Regions from separate parts of the Homo sapiens genome. Here region 2 is linked to region 1. Evidence: chromatin contacts called from ENCODE Hi-C data. All regions are on one chromosome and are shown on one strand. The core of a region is the stretch at or near the end of the contact, and the rest is flanking DNA. Distances in the headings are between cores, read along the strand shown.

Region 1 (5,567 bases), core at 1,466-3,965:
GCCACGGCCCGTCGTGTCGGTGGCCTGTAAAGGAACCGCACAGCCGGAGACGAGCTGAGCAAGCTGAGCTCCGCCTCCTGTCAGATCAGCGGCATTAGATTCTCATAGTAGCGCGAACTCTGTTGTGAACTGCGCACGTGAAGGACCTAGGTTGCCCGCTTTTTATGAGAATCCAACTAATGCCTGATGATCTCAGGTGTAACAGTTTCATCCCCAAACCATTCCCTCCCCCGCTCCCCCTGGAAAAACTGTCTTCCACTAAACCTGGTGCCAAAAAGTTGGGGACCGCTAGGTTAGAGCCTTGCTACTTAAAATGTGGTCTGTGCAGTATCAGCTGGGGATTCTTTGGAACTATAGCCTCTGAGCGCCACCTTAGGAGATGCTCAGGTGATTCCTATGTCCCTTAACAGTTGAGAAGTACTAGATTAGAGGAGATCCACTTGCCTTCTCAGGTGAAGTGCATTTTCAGGAGACTCTGGAGCCCTTTGTTTTCTGACCTGGTAATAACTCTCTTGGGGGGAATTTTTCAGGTGAAAAAGAAGGGCAGACACGGAATCCAGAATACTAGAACTAAATGCCCCCTAGATTATTCAATGAGACTGGTAGCTCTTGGGAGTGGGGACAGCCTTCTACATCTTCAAATCACTTAACATTTGTTAATGAACTCTGACCAAGGTCACCTAGTTGATGGCACAGTTATAGCTATTAACCTCTGACATTTGTTTAGCACTTTAAAATTTATTAAATAGCTTCATTTTATTATTTTGTATGGAAAACAACCATATGAAATAATTAGGACACTGCAAATGAGAAAAGTGAGACTCAAAGAATTCAATGTTTTTTCCAAAGTCTGTAAGAGGGGCCCCCATTCTCTTTCTTTCTTTCCTTTCTTTCTCCCTCTCCCTTCCCTCCCATTTTTTTTTGTTTTGTTTTGTTTTTTGTTTTTTTTTTTTTTTGAGACGGAGTTTCGCTCTTGTTGCCCAGGTTGGATGGAGTGCAGTGGCGCGATCTCTGCTCACTGCAACCTCCGCCTTCCAGGTTCAAGGGATTCTCCTGCCTCAGCCTCCCGAGTAGCTGGGATTACAGGCATGCACCACAATGCCTGGCTGGTTTTGTATTTTTTAGTAGAGATGGGGTTTCTCCATGTTGGTCAGGCTGGTCTCGAAATCCCGACCTCAGGGGATCAGCCCACCTCAGCTTCCCAAAGTGCTGGGATTACAGGCGTGAGCCACCGCGCCCGGCTCTTTCTCTCTGGCTTGCTTGACAGGGTCTCGCTCTTTGACCCAGGCTGGAGTGCAGTGGTGCTATCTTGGATCATTGTAGTCTGGATTCTCCTATCTCAGCCTTCTGAGTAGCTGGACTAAAGACGCTTGCCACCACCACGCTGGCTAACTTTTGAATTTTTTGTAGATACAGGGTCTTGCTATTTTGCCCAAGCTGGTCTTGAACTCCTGGGCTCAAGAGATCAGCCTCGGCCTCCCAAAGTGCTGGGATTACAGGTGTGAGCTACCACACCCAGCCTTACTTTTATTCTTAAGTGAGAATAACTGGTTTGGGTGTATCTAGGTCCAATCTCTCTGTGACTCACTTTCCTCATGGTGACAGAACAGCACCCACCTTATGGGGTTGTAAAGATTATAAAAGCACTTATCGTAACAAGTGCTCAGGAAATAGTTTTGCAGCCCGGCAAGGTGGCTCAGGCCTGTAATCCCAGCAATTTGGGAGGCCAAAGCAGGCAGATCACTTGAGGTCAGGAGTTTGAGACCAGCCTGGCCAACATGGTAAAACCTCGTCTCTACTAAAAATACAAACTTAGCTGGGCGTGGTGAAGCATGCCTGTAATCCCAGCTACTCCAGAGGTTGAGGCAGGATAATCGCTTGAACCGGGGAGGCAGAGGTTGCAGTGAGCTGAGATAGCACCACTGCCTTCATCCTGGGCAATAGAGCGAGACCCTGTCTCTCAAAAAAATAAAATAAAATAAAGTTTTCCTTTTTGAGACGAAGTTTCCCTCTTGTTACCCAGGCTGGAGTGCAATGGTGCGATCTTGGCTCACTGCAACCTCCCCCTCCGGAGTTCAAGAGATTCTCCTGCCTCAGCCTCCCGATTAGCTGGGATTACAGGTGCCCGCCACCACGCCCGACTAATTTTTGTATTTTTAGTATAGATGGGGTTTTCAGCATGTTGGCCAGGCTAGTCTGCGAACTCCTTTCAGATGATCCACCCACCTCGACCTCCCAAAGTGCTGGGATTACAGGCGTGAGCCACCGCGCCTGGCAGGAAATGTTAGTTTTCCAACCGTCCCCACCTCCCTTTCCAGGACGCCTAACCGTGTGGGTGCAGCACTGTTCCTCCTCTCTGAGGCTTTTCCCTCAGCTTTCCAGCCAGCTGCCTGTGACATAGCCTGTATTTTCCTCTGGGTGATCCACAGGCCTGGGAGGATTAATTTGGTACTTCCCTGAATGTGGCTTATTTCGGGCTTTCTAAGCGCTAAGATAGTGAGTGGGAGAAGGTGTTCGGGAATTCGGAGCTGGGAAAAACAGTAGTCTCATGGAAAACAACAGAAAAAAACCCCACTCCAGCCTGGTAACCAACGGTTGGCCGGGGGACGTGTCCGCGCTGCTCCCCCTCCGGCCGCCAGGGGGCGCAGGAAGAAGCTTTGGAGGTCTGTCCCGGGACCGCGTACTCGTCCTTCTTTCCCGTTAGTCTTTTCTTCACTTCCGTTGAGTTCCGCCTCGCCGTTTGTCCCTTGCGGTACCCGTCCGCATACGAATCTAGCCCGGGAACCGAGTTGCGGGAGTGCGGTCTGTGCCGTTCCGGCCAGGAGTTTGCCGACTGCAGACGTCCTGCGAACCGGCAAGATGTGCTCTCTGGGGTTGTTCCCTCCTCCACCGCCTCGGGGTCAAGTCACCCTATATGAGCACAATAACGAGCTGGTGACGGGCAGTAGCTATGAGAGCCCGCCCCCCGACTTCCGGGGCCAGGTGGCCAGGGCGAGGAGGGAGGGGACCTACAGGCATGGGGGCGGAGTCGGGGACTACTGGGGAAAGGAGGCAGTGTGACAGGGGCAGGGTCACAGAGTCTGGCGGAGTGGAAACAGCTTGGCCCCGGCAGGAGGCTAGAAGGGCTGGAATCTGTTTTAGGACTGGGATTGGAGTATAACGGGGGAACGGTTAAGGAGCTGTGGAGGAGGCCTAGAGGGAATGGAGAGAATGAGGGAGAATCTAGGGAGTGTGAGGATGCGGGAGAACTATCTAAAAGTTGGGGACAGTATCTGGGGAGGATCAGAAGGATACAACATGGAACTTTTTTCCATGGTGTTCCTGGGAAGGACAAGGAAGGGAAACTGACATTTATTGAGCGTTTGCTATGTAAGAAAGAGGCTGAGTCAGGTGTTTTCTAAAAATGTCATATGGTTTCATAATCACAGCAACCCTATGAAATATTATTCTAGTTGCACAGATACGGGAGCTAAGACTTGTTTCCCATTCTCACAAGTGTTAGCTTTGTGGAAATGGGAAACAGACCTCTGGAATCTCTTATACTTAGCCCAGCGGTGGGTTGGAGATGGCACGGAATTAAAGATTTGGGAAGAGACTGAATCACCGTCACACTCCTCACTTTTGTGCTATAGTGGATCAATCTTCCTGTCCTACAACTGACAAAGGATCCCCTAAAGACCCCTGGAAGGCTGGACCATGGCACAAGAACTGCCTTCATCCATCACCGGGAGCAAGTGTGGAAGAGATGCATCAACATTTGGTGAGGCATGGCAAAGGGTTTCCTGGGTCACAGTCTGCAGATCCTGGAAAATGAGTCAACACCCCTTTACCTTGGGGTGTTCTTCAAAAGACTTTTATTCAGGCTGTCTCCACGAGAGCTGTATATCCTAAATCATATGAAATTTTTAGTCCTTATTATAGAACTCAAATGCTCAATAAATGTCAGGTTCCCTTCCTTGCCCTTCCCAGGAACACTATGGAAAAAGTACTTCCATTTCATCTCTAGTAACTTGCCTTGCTTTCTGGCTTGATTAGGTGAACCTGCTCCCTGCCCCCACCTCATGGCATTACCACTTCTGAGCTTTTACCTGAAGCTCAGCAAGATCAGATATAAGGTTGCACTGAATAATCTCCTACATAGGTCATCCACTTTGCACTTGTAGGAGTGGAGCTACACTACCTGGTTTCATTTTCTTTTTTTTTTTTGAGATGGAGTTTCACTCTTGTTGCCCAGGCTGGAGTGCAGTGGCGTGCTCAGCTCACTGCAACTTCCACCTCCCAGGTTCAAGCGATTCTTCTGCCTCAGTCTCCCGAGTAGCTAGGATTACAGGCATGTGCCACCACGCCCAGCTAATTTTGTATTTTTAGTAGAGACAGGGTTTCTCCATGTTGGTCAGGCTGGTCTTGAACTTCCGACCTCAGATGATGTGCCCGCCTTGGCCTCCCAAAGTGCTGGGATTACAGGCGTGAGCCACCGCGCCCGGCTCATTTTCTTTTTCTTTTTTTTTTTTTTTTTTTTTTTGAGACGGAGTCTTGCTGTGTTGCCAGGCTGGAGTGCAGAGGTGCGATCTCGGCTCACTGCAGCCTCCGCCTCTCTGGTTCAAGCAGTTCCCCTGCCTCAGCCTCCCGAGTAGCTGGTACTATAGGCATGTGCCACCACGCCCAGCTAACTTTTTGTATTTTAGTAGAGATGAGATTTCACCATGTTGGCCAGGGTGGTCTGGCCTCCTGACCTCAGGCCTGCCTTGGCCTCCCAAAGTGCTGAGATTACAGCTACTGCACCTGGACCTATTAATGGCACATATTAATTCCTTTAAGGGTTATTTATGCCAGGCACAGTGACTCACGCCTATAATCCCAGCGCTTTGGTAGGCTGAGGCCAGCAGATTGCTTGAGCTTAGTAGTTTGAGACTAGCCTGGGGAACATGGCGAAACCATGTTCTTTTCTCTACAAGAAAAGTACAAAAATTAGCTGGGTATGGTGGCATGCACCTTTATTCCCAGCTACTTGGGAGGCTTATGTATAGGAGGATCACTTGAGCCTGGGAGGTGGAGGTTGTAGTGAGCCAAGATTGTGCCAGTGCAGTGGCACTGAGTGAGACCTTGTCTCAAAAAAAAAAAAAGGGTTACTTAATATTTTTATTAATACCATTACCATTTGTAGGATAAATTCCTAGAAATTAAGTTGCTGGCTCAGAGGGTATGTTCATCTGTAATTTTGTGAGCTGTTCCAAATAGCCCTCTGTCAAAATGGTACATGTATATGGTCCCACCAGCAGTGTATGGGAGTGCCTGTTTTCCAACACATGTGCTGTCAAGCTTTGATCTTTGGTACTTCAGTACAGTTTAATGGGCATGCCTGTGTGTGTGAAGTTGAATATCAGTTTGTTGAAAAGCCATTCATTCCCAGGCTCCTTGTCTCCTACTTCTGTGGCTGCTGCTTCTCAGGGTTTTTGGTGGCTCCTCTTCCTGATGTCCCTTAAATGTTGGTGTTCTTGGGGCTAGATTTCCAGTTGATGCATCAGACCTGGTGTTCACGTGTTTGCCAAATTATCCTGCTTGAATAT
Region 2 (6,301 bases), core at 1,221-3,720, 870 kb before region 1:
AGAGACTGGTTGGAAGGGCTGCACCCAAGCCCATGTTTCATCTCTTGGGCTCTATCTCTTGAAAGCCTCAGGGTCCCTGTTTCTAAGCACGCCTACTTCAGGAGAGCGCCTCACCTCCATCTTTCCTGGGAGTGACTCACTGGGCGGGGAGGAATAGCATGGACTAGAGAGAGAGAAGGCCCCAGGCCCCTCTGACATTGGCTGTAGGGACTCACTGTGGGCTGCCTAAGCCTCAGTTTCTCCTTATATCTGGACTTCCTATCTCTGGGTTCCCTGGGGTGGATGGGCTTATAGGGACAGAAACAGTTATTCAAGTCTTCTAGGAAATTGAAATCAGGGGTGGGGAGGTGGAGGTCCTGGGGGATCTCTGCTTGCCTGTTACTCATTTCACTCATTATTGTTCTGCCAGAAGCAGACTTTGAATGTGGAGGGGCTGCCAAGATGACAAACTAGAACAGAAGTGCTGGGCAAGCAAGTGACAGAGGGGTCGGGGTGGACAGGAGGGTTGTCCAAGGGATGGTGGAAATCCTGGAATTTTTAAGCAATGAGATGACACCACAATGAGGTCCCTTCACCTTATTTTTGGTCAGAAACACAGAAATACATAGACACACAGAGATGGGGGAACTTGTTCTAGAAGCTCAGATTCTCTTATTCCAGTCATTCTAGGGTAAGAAGCAGAAACAGGGAGATGTTCACAGAGGGAGACAGAGACCTGCAGATACAGAGAGAAAGCTACACAAGAGACTAGAAATAGAGATAAATTTACATAAGTAGAGAGGGGCAAATAACATAGGCAGAGAGAGACACAGAGAGGGAGAGGATCTGGTAAAAATTAAAGCTCAGGAAATTATGGGCTTCATGAGGTGGATGATTAATTCCATTTCCAAAGTCTTGCAAGGGTCAGGGTAGTTTCTCACCCTTGATGTCAGCAGGTCACTGCTCACAGCTCCCTGAAGCTCCTACTGCACCCATTAAGTTTTTGTTGATAGGAGATCAGACAAGTCCTGGGAAGGGAATAGCATCCTTTTTCTCTCACTTCTTCCTGTTCTGGGGTTTATAGGTCTCCTTTTCTACCACTCACAGGGAGACCTTGCTTCTGTGATTAGAGCCTTGGCTGTGCTAAGGTGTGTGGAGATTGTGGGGTGGGAGGAATATAGAAGATAACTAACCTTAGGGGGTTCCCAGTCTAATGAAAGTTTTAGAGTCACGACACAGAACCAGACCCAGATAGAGCACAAGAACAAAACTAGGAATAGGACAGATTTGGACATAGATATTGGGATGGGGGAATGGTGGGGGAATGGACTGTTAGGTGCAGCCATGGGATGAGGATTGATCAGGGAAGCCTTCCTGGACAAAGTATTTGAGGGAGAAGATTTGGATGGAAGAGTGATAGCTAACTTTATGTGTCTACTTGAGTGGTCTAAGGGACACCCAGATAGCTGGTAAAACATTATTTCTGGATATGTCTGTGGAGTGTTTCTGGAAGAGATTTGCATTTGAATTGGTAGACTAAGAAGATCACCCTCATTAATATGGGTGGGAACCATCCAATCCCTTGGGGGCCAGTAGAACAAAAGAGTGGAGGAAGGCAAATTCTCTTTCTTCATGAGCTGGGACATCTATTTTACCTGCCTTTGGACATCATTGGAGTTCCTGGTTCTTCGTCCTTCAGGCTCTGGGACTTAGCAGTGAGCCTCCTCCCCTGCTTTGGACTTTCCTGAATTATACCACCTGTTTTCCTGGTTCTCCAGTGTATAGACAGCAGAGCGGGAGACTGTGGGACTTCTTGGCCTCCACAATCCTGTGAGCCAATTCTTGGAATAAATCTCGTCATATAGATAGATATCCTGTTAGTTCTGTTCTCTGGAAAACTCTTGACTAATACTGAGGTTATAGGGTTGGGCAGATAGCAAGGCAGAGAAAGAAGTCAAAATGGTGACACTCTGGAGATGGGCTTGGACAGTAATGGGGGATGCCCCTTGCTAAAAAGTTGTTAGGAGCTACCAGAAATGTCTTCGTGGATGTTCTGTATAAGTAATGGCAGGCTGCAAAGGAGAAGTCTCTTATACCCACGGTGGCAGGGGGCCTAGCAATGGTCTTTAGCTATTGTTAATACCTTCAGGTGGGTGAGGGATTGGGGATGGTTGAAGCTTCCTGATTTGCAATCCCTTTGGGAAAATAGTGAATGAACTTTTGGAAGGGCGATGCCCTTTAGGGATAGAACCCAGGATTTCCTAGGTACTTACAGGCTGTGGCTTTTCACTTCTCAAGACTTCCTGATTTAACGCTGATGGAAAGATTAAACTACAATTCCCAGCGATCTTTAGGGCTAATTTAGTGCGCCTTCCGGGATTGGAGCATTTCCGGCGGAAGTGGCTGCGGGTACGCCAATCTCCTTCCCTAAACAATGTAGACTACGACTCCCACTGTCCTTAGCGCCGGGGGTTGGGTTTGGGGTGGGGGAAAGGAACCGGAAACGGGATGGGGAGCTGGACCAGGTGAGGAAGTAGGGGGCTGGGAATCCGGGACTGTGGGGGCAAGTTGACGGCTCCCAGGGTCGTCGGGGCTGAGCCGAGAGGGTGGTTAGAATTTCTATATTTTGGGGTCCCTCCCTCCGTATGGGGTAAGACTCAGTGCAGGGAGAGCCCAGCCTATGAAACCGCCTGGGAGGTCTGCAGGATCAAGGCTTTCCAGTCGGCCGGAGCCAGCGGGCGCCCCCGGAGGTTTTGTATGGTGCCTTAGTAGTCGGCCCCTTTGGAACCAGATGAAATGGTCTTTTTGAGTTTATGCTTTATTATTATTATTGTTTATTTATTTATTTTTCTGAGACGGAATTTTGCTCTGAATTCCAGGCTGGAGTGCAATGGCGCGATCTCAGCTCACTGCAGCCTCCGCCTCCCGGGTTCAAGCGATTCTTCTGCCTCAGCCTCCCGAGTAGGTGGGATTACAGGCGCGCGCCACCATGCCCAGCTAATTTTTGTATTTAGTAGAGACTGGGTTTCACCATGTTGGTCAGGCTGGTCTCGAAGTCCTGACCTCGTGATCCGCCCGCCTCGGCCTCCCAAAGTGCTCGGATTACGGGTGTGAGCCACCGCGCCCGGCCTATGCATTATTATTATTATTATTATTATTATTATTATTATTATTATTATTTATTATTATTATTATTATTATTATTATTTCGTTTAAGGATATTTATTATTGTCCCTGGACTCCCGGAGTGCCTCCAAAGGACAGGGGAGTGCATATGTGATTTCGATTCCTTCCTCACTTCCCGGATTTGATGTCAGAGAAGTCTGACATCAGTCTGAAGTCGGCCCTTGGTGGTCAGCCTTATCGCTTGGTCCAACTCCGCTGTCTTTGTGCTTAATGTAGTATGACACCGTATTTTATAAAATATCTACATTTCTTAAGCCTCTGGCTCTTGGGGCGACTTTGGGTAGAACTTACAAGTTCCTCCTTTGGGTTCTCTTAGTGTTTTGTTCCGGGTATTAAAGCTCACATCACACTGTATTACAGTTAGTTGTTTATTTGCCCTCACAGCAGATTATGAGCTTACAGAAAGCCTGGCCTACATTTTACTCTTTTTGGATTTCTTCCTCATCAAGAGACTGCTGCAGTGCCTGTCATGTAAGAGACTCATAAGTATTGAAAAAAAAAATGAGTTAACAGGTGGTAGGTTGGATGGAGTATGTGATTTTCCATAGAGAAGAGAGTTAAATGAGTTGCTCAAGAGAACCTTCTTAGAGATGAAACAGGAGTAGAATTCAAATCAATTGACTTCCAGCCTGTGGCTCTTGCTATGAGATCAGGCTTTGAAGTTATGGAACAATGAAAGTAGTATCTTGCCACTCTTTTCCCCAGCCTTGCTGTTTCCAACACAGGTGTCTAAATGTCAAAGGTGGGCTCAAGACTTCTCGAGATTCTAGAGCTGGAGCAGCCAATCTGCTAATGTTGGTGTTGCATGGGGAGATGCAAAGCAAGGTCCCCTGAAACACTGGCGTTCTCCACAGCACCCTTCTCAGCTTTTGTATGAGCCCAGTTTGTCCTGGGTAGCCACCTGGACAACAGATCAGTTAAAGACTACTGAGACAGTCAGGGAAGGACTTCCTAAGTTGGGCCTCTGATTTCTTTTCTCTCCCACTTCCCCTAGGCTAGGGTGAGAAAATAGGTTTATCGAGCTGTTGTGTCAACCTTGAGTTCTTATCTTGGAGAAGTCACTCCTGACCCAGGCAGAAAGTTGAGAGGAAGGAATGACAATGGTCCTTGTCGCATGGGAGGCACACATATGATGGGCACAGACCCAGAGTCTGGAAAACAAGCAGAGTGCAAAGTGGGCAGCTAAGCCTTGAGTGAACTCAGGATATAGAAGTGGAGAAGGATCCATCAGGAGTGCCTCCTTGGTAAAAGCTGTTTATTTTATTTTTATATTTACAGATGGGGTCTCATTATGTCAGCCAGGCTGGTCTTGAACTCCTGGCCTCAAGCAATTCTTCTGCCTTGGCCTCTCAAAGTGCTGGGATTACAGGCATGAGCCACTGTGCCCAGCACAGAAGGTAGTTTTAAACAAAAGTGAAAAAGAAGATGGACATTGCTGAGCAGGTGTTTGTTGAGTACCTAATAAGGGCCAGGACCTTGGGCTTATGGAGGGAGATTGAACAAGGCCTGGCTCTTGATCTGCCCAAGTTTAGCTGGGGAGGCAAAAGGAATTCATTAAGACGACGGTAACCATGGTGACACACAGTGGTTCTCAGCCTTCACCAACCATCAGAATCACCCTGGGAAGCTTGTTTAAAATACAGATTCCCAGGCTGGGCACGGTAGCTCACGTTTGTAATCCCAGCACTTTGGGAGGCTGAGGCAGGCAGATCATGAGGTCAGGAGTTCGAGACCAGCCTGACCAACATGGTGAAACCCTGTCTCTACTGAAAATACGAAAATTAGCCGGGTGTGGTGCTGCGCACCTGTAATCCCAGTACCCAGGAGGCTAAGGTGGGAGAATCACTTGAACCCGGGAGGCAGAGGTTGCAGTGAGCTGAGATCGCGCCACTGCACTCCAGTCTGGGCGACAGAGCAAGATTCTGTCTCAAAAAAAAAACAAAACAAAACAAAACAAAAAACACAGATTCCCAGGCCTCACACGGGACCTACTTGTGTTGGGGGTGGGGTTGGGACACTATGGCAAATACTGCAGTGTTCTGAGGAGGGAAGACTTTATCAAAGGGATGGTTTGAGCTGCATTTTGAAGGATGGGAGTGATTTGGATATGTGGACAGGTTGGGGAATCAACAGTCCTAGTTGACTGGATGACTGCTGGATGATGTCCTGGTTGACTTCAGGAGTGTATTTGGTTGGACTGTAGAAATGGTATGTGCAAGGTTTTGGGAGTTGAGGCAGGAAAGGCATTTTGAAAATGTGAGTAGAATGGTCAGGTTGGAACACTGGGTTTGAATGGGAGTGGAGTGAAGCAATGGCCTTTGCAGTTTACAAAGCTTGCTGTCATGTTCCTGCCCCCTCCCTTCTCCTTCCTCCCACCTCCCTTCTCTCTTCCCTTTCTTCTTCCTCTCCCATTTCTTTTCTCCCTTCACCTAAACATAACATCTCATTCCATCCTTACGTCTGTTTGTTTGTTTTGAGACAGTCTCCCTCTGTAGCCCAGGCTGGAGTGCAGTGGCACAATCTCGGCTCACTGCAACCTCTGCCTCCCAGGTCCTGGTTCAAGCAATTCTCCTGCCTCAGCCTCCCATGTAGCTGGAATTACAGGCACGTGCCACCATGCCCAGCTAATTTTTGTATTTTTAGTTGAGACGGGGTTTCACCATGTTGGCCAGGTTGATCTTGAACTCCTGACCTCGTGATCCACCTGCCTCAGCCTCCCAAAGTACTGGGATTACAGGCATGAGCTGTTGCGCCCGGCAAATTTATTTATTTATTTATTTATTTATTTATTTATTTATTTATTTTTTATTTTATTTTTTTTTGAGATGGAGTCTTGCTCTTTTGCCCAGGCTTGAGTGCAGTGGCACGATCTTGGCTCACTGCAACCTCAGCCTCCCGGGTTCAGGCAGTTCTCCCTGCCTCAGCCTCCCGAGTAGCTGGGATTACAGGTGCCCACCACAACGCCCAGCTAATTTTTTTTTTTTGAGAGAGAGTTTCACTGTTGTTGCCCGTGCTGGAGTGCAATGGCACGATCTTGGCTCACCGCAACCTCCACCTTTCAGGTTCAAATGATTCTGCCTCAGCCTCCAGAGTAGCCGGGATTACAGGCACGTACCACCATGCCTGACTAATTTGT

What was found. A loop is a pair of places that touch in the nucleus more often than their neighbours do. Pooled maps may share reads with other maps.
Region 2: a pooled map shows a loop between it and region 1 (23-fold over the local background). The contact joins the promoter of SMUG1 here to the promoter of AAAS in region 1. A Hi-C loop is called at or near these places in 7 of 50 pooled maps.

Annotation. Positions count from the first base shown.
Region 1 is chr12:53,318,758-53,324,324 of GRCh38, reverse strand. AAAS (aladin WD repeat nucleoporin) reads left to right here and starts at 2,715. Exons shown (of 16, transcript NM_015665.6): 1 at 2,715-2,982; 2 at 3,633-3,760. The coding sequence starts at 2,860. RefSeq lists enhancers at 1-536, 2,549-2,598, 2,679-2,868, 4,087-4,176.
Region 2 is chr12:54,185,154-54,191,454 of GRCh38, reverse strand. SMUG1 (single-strand-selective monofunctional uracil-DNA glycosylase 1) reads left to right here and starts at 2,470. Exons shown (of 4, transcript NM_001243787.2): 1 at 2,470-2,504; 2 at 3,553-3,636. LOC105369777 (a long non-coding RNA gene) reads right to left here and starts at 2,358. Exons shown (of 3, transcript XR_944984.2): 1 at 2,253-2,358; 2 at 921-1,007.